Regions from separate parts of the Homo sapiens genome. Here region 1 is linked to region 2. The links are chromatin contacts, found by Hi-C or POLR2A ChIA-PET in ENCODE. All regions are on one chromosome and are shown on one strand. Each heading gives the region's core, a stretch centred on a gene start or an enhancer-like site at or near the end of the contact. The rest is flanking DNA. Distances are from core to core; before and after follow the strand shown.

The links. Hi-C counts contacts between places; a loop is a spot of excess contacts on that map. ChIA-PET counts read pairs that join two places held with the same protein, here RNA polymerase II (POLR2A). Pooled maps may share reads with other maps.
Region 1: a pooled map shows a loop between it and region 2 (3-fold over the local background). The contact joins the enhancer-like site here to the promoter of TRAPPC10 in region 2. A Hi-C loop is called at or near these places in 1 of 37 single-sample maps with no recorded cell type and 7 of 50 pooled maps. POLR2A ChIA-PET finds 5 or more read pairs at or near these places in 3 of 52 experiments (K562, activated CD8-positive, alpha-beta memory T cell and naive thymus-derived CD4-positive, alpha-beta T cell).

The regions. Positions count from the first base shown.
Region 1 is chr21:44,912,970-44,916,559 of GRCh38, reverse strand. The region is part of intron 1 of ITGB2 (integrin subunit beta 2); the gene reads left to right. Among named protein-coding and RNA genes, the nearest start is that of ITGB2, 6.1 kb to the left of the region's middle. RefSeq lists a silencer at 2,153-2,202 and an enhancer at 2,319-2,819. Within about 2 kb of position 2,304, at least 12 of the 41 ENCODE cell types and tissues checked have a DNase peak (open chromatin) inside an H3K27ac peak, as active enhancers do.
Region 2 is chr21:44,009,648-44,013,620 of GRCh38, reverse strand. TRAPPC10 (trafficking protein particle complex subunit 10) reads right to left here and starts at 1,312. Exons shown (of 23, transcript NM_003274.5): 1 at 1,061-1,312. The coding sequence starts at 1,127. RefSeq lists silencers at 488-1,157, 1,308-1,687.

The sequences.
Region 1 (3,590 bases), core at 1,055-3,554, 900 kb before region 2:
CCTTACTCTTAGATACCTATTCTTCTATTTCCTTTATTGTTTTATTCCCTAAAACTGAAGTCCTACACATTTGTGGCCATTCTTTTATGTCCACAGCAAGAGTGTCCGGGGCCTCGGCCTCACGTCGCCACCCAGGAACAGACAGTCTCCTTCATGTTAGATGGAGGAGTGGTGTCCCCTTGTCTAAAATGCTGTAAATATCATTTGATTTCCCTTTGACTTCAGGTATTTAGCAGAGTACTTTAGCATTCCTTATTAATATGTGTGTGTCGGGGGGGTGGGGTGTCTCATTTTATTTCATTTGGCCAGAAATTGTGGCCTTTAAAATTTGTGCTATCAGGCCGGGCGCAGTGGCTCACGCCTGTAATCCCAGCACTTTGGGAGGCCGAGGCAGGCGGATCACGAGGTCAGGAGTTCGAGACCAGCCTGGCCAATATGGTGAAACTCCATCTCTACTAAAAATACAAAAATTAGCTGGGCCTAGTGGTGTGCACCTATAGTCCCAGCTACTCAGGAGGCTGAGGCAGAAGAATTTCTTGAACATGGGAGGCGGAGGTTGCAGTGAGCCGAGATCTAGCCATTGCACTCCAGCCTGGATGACAGAGTGAGACTCCATCTCAAAAAAACAAACAAACAAACAAAACTGTGCTATCAAACTTCACAGATAGTCAAACCAACAGTAGGAACACGTCTCCCTGACCCTTGGGAAAATACGCTTTTGCAGGGTCGCAGGTTCAGAGGCGACATGGGCTGGGTTTTCCTGCATCCTCTCTGCTCCGACTTGTTCCTATTTGATCTGACCTGTTTTTGTCCCTGGATTTCCTGGAGCCTCTGTGATCCAAGGACAGTGTTCCAGTCCCCACCTGACGGCACTTCTCTCCAGTTCTTTATCACATTCCTACAAAGCAGAAATGAGTCCATCTTGATGCTCTGGCTTTTGGCTTAAAAGGTGGATGCCTAGTTTATAATCATCCCTTGAGCCTTCAGTTCCCAGCGCAGGGGTTGGCTCCCATGTCCTCTTCCTTCCAACCTTGTCCCCTGGCGGCATCGTCCATCACTTCCCGCGCACCTCCGAGTCACTTTGATGCGAGTGCCTCTCCTCTAGGACAGCGCAAGGTGGGTTTCAGCACAGGCAGGAGGAAGCTCTGATGCAAAGTTCCAATGGGTCTGCGGGGCCTCTGGTTCCTCAAGCAGTCTCGTCTTAGGGTTTTACGGGGTTGCAAAAAGGAAGCCTGAGACTGGGCACGGTGGCTCACGCCTGTAATCCCAGCACTTTGGGAGGCCGAGGTGGGCGGATCATGAGGTCAGGAGATCGAGACCATCCTGATCAACACGATGAAACCTCGTCTCTACTAAAAACACAAAAAAATTAGCTGGGCGTGGTCGTGGGAGCCTGTAGTCCCAGCTACTCAGGAAGCTGAGGCAGGAGAATGGCATGAACCTGGGAGGCGGAGCTTGCAGTGAGCTGAGATCGCGCCACTGCACTCCAGGCCGGTGACAGCGCAACTCCGTCTCAAAAAAATAAAAAGGAAGCCTGACCCCGCTGGATTCCTCTCCCAGCATAGGCTCTGCCCTCTCTCTGCTGTCTTGCTTAAAGTTTCCTTTCTTTTTCTTTTCTTTTTTTTTTGAGACAGGGCCTCGTTCTGTCAACTAGGCTGGAGTTCAGCAGTGCCATTAGGGTTCACTGCAGTCTCTCCCTCCTGGGCGCGAGTGATCCTCCTGCCTCAGCCTCCTGAGTAACTGGGACTAGAGATGCATGCCACCATGTCTGGCTAATTTATTTTCTATTTTTATTTTTTGTAGAGGTAGGAGTCTCACTGTGTTGCCCAGGCTGCTCTCAAACTCCTGGCCTCAAGTGATTCTCCTGCCTTGGCCTCTCAAAACACTGGGATTGCAGGCGTCAGCCACCAGGCTGGCCTCTTCCTTTCCTGTGTTTGCTCCTGTTCTCCTGTCCTCGACTTCTGTGAAAGGGTGTGTGTGATTTGGCCCGGATCTGCTGCAGGTCTCTTCTGACGCCGCTTTCGTGTCTCAGAGCCTGAATGTTCAGAGCTTTGCTCACCGTGAAGTGTGGTTCTTGTTAGCTGTGTCCATTTGGTGCCCGGGAGGGAAGGGCGCCCGGCCCCTGAGGGGTTCTCCGGGGAAGGATGACCTCGTCCCCCTGGTCCTGCCCCCTCAGCCCCCTGCTTCCCCTGTGCAGGGGACTTGGTGACAGGTACCACTTCCTGCAGCTGGGCTGGGGTTGCACCAGCACTTCCTTCTCGGGCAGGGTTGAGGTCAAGGGCGACTCTGATGCAAGGTTCTGAGAGGCCTGTGGGGCTGTGGATTCCTAAGCAGCCTCAGCTTTGGGTTTTGCACCTTAGGTCTTGGTAAGGGGACCCGCCCGCCCTTAGATGGGGGATGTCCAGAGCTGGAGGATGAGGAGGGCACCCGCCCCTGGTGTGGGGCAGCAGGGAGGGCCTTGGAGAATGAGGAGGGCACCTGCCCCCAGTGTGGGGCAGCAGGGAGGGCCTCAGGGTGATCAGGCTCCAGGCCAGAGCTCTGGGGCCAGCTCAGGGGCTGGGGTGGGGGGTGTCTGTGCTCTTCCTCCCCTCCTGCCCTGCAGCTCTGCCGGCTTAGCCTCAGGGCACCAGAGGTGACAGTGGCCAGGCACCTGTTTGCCCGAATGCTGCCCTACATCTGTGCCTTACCCATTCCCATCCCCCAGGGAGCTGGCACAGGCCCTTCGACCACCTCCAGGCACATGGAGGAAACTGAGGCAGATAGGCCTGATGGGGTCTTGGTCTCTCAGGCCTCAGGTGAGGCCCTGGACCTCCGTGGGCCATCCTGGCTGCTGGGCAGAGGGGCTGCCCTGCCCTGTTCTCCCACAGAAGGGAGGCTGGCTGCCAGGCTCAGTGCACTGCCTTACCTCCTGGAGCGGACCTTCATCCCCAGCTGTTTGTCTGGGCTCAGCCACTGGCATTGGGGGGTGGGGCAGGGCCTGGCTTCTCTTGTGCCCCCAGCTCCAAGCCCCCCAGGGCTGCTCATGGAGGAGCAACAGTGGGGAGAAGGTGGCTCCCCACCAGCCCCCTTCCTGTGGTCAAGGTTGGGGTGCCGTGGTCTCTGAGCCAATCCTGCTGGAATCAAGGTGCACCCCCTCTCCCTGTGGGCAGGTGGGAGTGCCCGGGGTAACTGGGCACCAGGTCCATATCTTGCTGCTGCTGGGGCCCTCAGTTTCCCCATTTGAGGGTATGAAGTGTTTGCATGCCACTGGTCACGACTGTGTTAGGGGCGGAGACCTCATGTCTGCGGCCCCAGGGAGAGCGTGGAGCTGGGGTGTGAGTCCTTACCAGCCTGGCTGGGGCTGCCAGGGGAGGTCTGCACCCCCTCCCCACTTGGCGCAGCTGCGACCTGGGGGAGTCCTGAAGCCGGCTGGACCCTGCACCCTGGGGGAGTCCTGAAGCCGGCTGGACCCTGCACCCTGGGGGAGTCCTGAAGCCGGCTGGACCCTGCACCCTGGGGGAGTCCTGAAGCCGGCTGGACCCTGCACCCTGGGGGAGTCCTGAAGCCGGCTGGACCCTGCACCCTGGGGGAGTCCTGAAGCCGGCTGGACC
Region 2 (3,973 bases), core at 63-2,562:
AGGGATCTAACAGGAAGGAACACAGCAGGTGCACACCCGCTGACAGAGTGAGAGGGAAACAGGAGTTCTCACGACATACAGTCTACTGTGGCCTGGGCACCCAGATTTTGCAACAGAGAGTGCTTCCTTTCCAAGCACGAAAGACAACTAGAAAAAAACTAACTGCATACATGCATGAAAATACAGAATACTGTCAAAGGTCAAAAATCGTAACAGTCTGAAACACCTCTCTGCAAGTCACCTAAAAGCCAACCAACAAACATTTCAATACTTCCCATAAGCTCACTGTTCTTAACCGTATTTAACTCTGGAGAGTCACACTTCTAAAATTTAGGGAACATTTTTCCCGTAACAGAAAAACAGTTCCTTTGTGTATGCATTAAAGGAGGGGTGCGGGGAGGACACGACACCCAAGAGGCACCAGGTGTCCGTAGTGTAGACTCGAGCGGGAGGCTGTTCATGGGGAGCAAGCTCGCCTAAGCGCCCGAGCCTCGGCTTTCTCATCCGTAAAATGGTTTGAGTGCGCGGCGGGGAAGTGTGTAGGAGCGAAAGCAGTCCCGGCGGCTCTGCCTGACGCTTCACCCCGCAACAAACTGTTCCTACTTCGCCAACGCCTGCAACTCTGCGAGCCCCCAAGGACTTCCCCGTAGTCGGGGAAAGGGCGCCCGCGGGCAAAACCGCCCGGCGGAAGAGGCCGGGGCCCCCAGGTCCCGGGCGCGCGGCTCAACGGGGGCGGGACGGGGCGGTGGCAGCCCCCGCTCCTCGCCCTCGACGCCGGCGCGCGCCCAGTCCCGGGCAGAGTCCGCCGGGTTCCACCGGCTCCAACTGCAGCCGGCCCGAGGGCGCCCCCCAGGGGTCAGAGGTCGCCCGGCGGGAAGGTCAGAGGGCGTCCCCGAAAAGTCAGAGGGCCCCGCCTCAGCCGCAGCCCTGGTCACACCTCCAGGAAGCGGCCCAGCCCGGAGCGCGCCGGGGGCTGAAGGTCTGGGGGCGCCGGGTGCATAACGCCAGGGCCCGGGCCCGCCCAACGACCGCCGCGCCCTCCCCGCCTCCGGGCACTCACAGGTGACGATGGGCTTGTTCTCCATGGTGTAGATCACCGGCGGCAGCGGCTCCTCAGAGGCGTCCATGGGCGTCCGGCGTCACCGGCCCGGCCCCCCGCGCCCCATGGGCAGCCCCGAGGCCGCGCCGGGCCCAGCCGGAGCCCGAGCCTGAGCGGCGCCGCCCGCCCGGCCGCGCCAGGCAGCTCCGGAGCCGGTTGCGCCGCAGCTGCCGCCCGCTGCTGCCGGCCTCAGCCACTTCCGGCCTCGGCGCCGCCGCATGACCATTTCCGGGGCGCGCGAGGCTTCACGGGGCGGGTCTTCGCCGCGCTTCGCCTCCGACGGAAGTGCGCCCGGGCCGGCCGCGCGGGACCGGGAGGTGGGAAGTGGGAGGCGGAGCGGGGCTCCCGGGACACGTCCATCTTCCTCCCTCGGCAGTGGGCGCCCCGCTGGGCCCTGCGCCGGAGCTGAGGCCAGGACTCGGCAGGCGGGCCTCGCGCGCGGTGAGCGAGCCTGGACGCTCCCGGACCAGAGACGCCGGCCTCGCTGCCCTCGCGTTCCCCGCAGCTCGGGCGTCCCGCGGCGGGCCGCTGCTCCCCGGCCGGGCTCCTTATCGCGCTGGGGGCTCCCGCAGGCCCTCGCCGCTGAGTGTCCCCGGCGCGTGCCTTCCGCCTACCGCTGGGCTCTTCCCGTTTCCCTCACGCCGCAAATGTTTTTGTGGGGACCTGGCCCTCGGCATTTCGGAATGCCACAAAATAAACCTCACACTTAACTGCATATGGGCTTCTTGTGCACGTAAACGGGGGGGGCGGGGCGCGGGTGTTTCTTTTTCTTTTTTTCTTTGGAGCAGGGTCTTCCTCAGTTGGCTCAGGCTGGAGTGCAGTGGCGGGACACGGCTCACTGCAGCCTCCACCTTCCAGGCTCAAGCGATCCTCCCGCCTTGTTTCCCCCCGCCCCACCCCCTCCGCCAGTAACTGGGACCACGGGGGCAGCCACCACGCCCAGCTAATTTTTTTCTTTTCTTTTCTTTTGTCGGGATCTCACTATGTTTTCCAGGCTGGTTTCAAACTCCTGGGCTCAAGTGATCCTCCAGCCTTGGCCTCCCAAAGTGTTGAGATTACAGGTGTGAGCCATCACTCCCAGCCATAAAATGACAAAAACTGTCAACCAAAAATAATCAAAAGGGTCAGAATCTAGAGTTTAGTCAAATGCGAAGCTTGAGGCGCCCAGGAAACATTATAAAGAATGGAAGTCAGTGTTCTCAAACGTAGAAATTTGGGGTCGTTTCTATAGCCAGCGTCTCGGGAAGCCTAACCGAATTTCAGCGTCTTTTCTGTATAAGGCCTAATGCATAGTTACAACAGTCTGTTTAGTCGAGGTGGTCTTTTTCTTTGGGGACCCACTGAAGATGAAACAGTCCTGGGGTCTCTGTGCTGTCTGGTCTAAGTCAGGTACAGGACAATGGAGACAGCTAATCTGTAACAAAAATCACCAAATGGGAAGGGGGAGACCTGGTCTTTCTTAGTCATTAACAGCAGCAGTCCCCAACCTTTTTGGCACCAGGGACCAGTTTCATAGAATGCAGTTTTTCCACAGACAAAGTTGGGGTGGTTTCAGGACGATTCAAACACATTTCATTTATTGTGCACTTTATTATTTTTATGTTGTAATATGTAATAAAATACAACTTCCCATAATGTGGAATCAGTGGGAGCCCTGAGCTTGTTTTCCTGCAACTGGACGGTCACATCTAGGGATGATGGAAGCCAGGGACACATCATTAGGGATGAGATTCTCATAAGGAGCACGCAACCTAGACCCCTCCAATGTGCAGTTCACAACAGGGTTCACCCTCCTAGGAGAATCCAGCGCTGCTGCTGACCTGACAGGAGGCGGAGCTCAGGCGGTAATGCCAGCGATGGGGAGCAGCTGTAAATACAGATGAAGCTTTGCTCCCTGGCCTGAAGCTCACCTCCTGCTGTGTGGCCTGACCGGTATGTGTCTGTGGCCCTGGCGGTCGGGGAGCCCTGATTTACAGAGCAGCCACAATGAGGAAGACACTTGTGCTCAAGAACAAGGAGGAAGAGCATTAAACTGTAATCGAAGAAGCAGAATTGCAAACTTGCTACTGACTCAGTCTCCAGGGCTTAACTTCACCCTTGGCATCATAAGTTTAGAGAGTCCTGAAGTTTTTTTTAACAAAATGTATATATGAGATAGTTTGGGTGTGAACACAGCTGCTAAATGTGTGAACATAGTGTAGTGTGGTGCACTGTAATGGTGTGAGAGGCAAGAGACCAGACTTCTGGGCAGCTAAAGCAGCAGGCCGGCAAGGCAGGGCACTGGAGGGGAAGAAGCTTAGCAAGAGTGGGGAGCCGAAGTCGATGTAGGGTTCCCTGAAAGTCCTTGGCCTAGGCTGGACTACACGTGTGGGACGACTCTATGGGTTTACCAGGAAGCGGCTGTTACAGAGTTGAGGATGGCACAAAGACTAGAGGTCCAGTAGTGCTACAGGAAAGGACTTTCCGTTTTGTTTTCTTTTCAGACAGTCTTGTTCTGTCACCTAGGCTGGGGTGCAGTGGTTTGATCGTTATCTCAGTGCAGCCTAGAACTTCTGGGCTCAAGTGATCCTCCCACCTCAGCCTCCCAAGTAGTTGGGACCACAGGTGAGTGCCACCACGCCCGGCTAATTTTTTCTTTTTTTGTAGAGAGAGGGTCCCACTCTGTTGCCCAGGCTGGTCTTGAACTCCTGGCCTCAAGCAGTCCTCCTGCCTAATCCTCCCAAAGTGCTGGGATGACGAGTACGAGCCACCGTGCCCAGTCAAGACCTTTTTAATGCCATTAACACTGAGGACATTGAGCTGAGACACTAGATTGAGAATCACATTCCCAGGGGTCAGCAAACGACCTATAAAGGGCCCAGATAAGTATTTTAG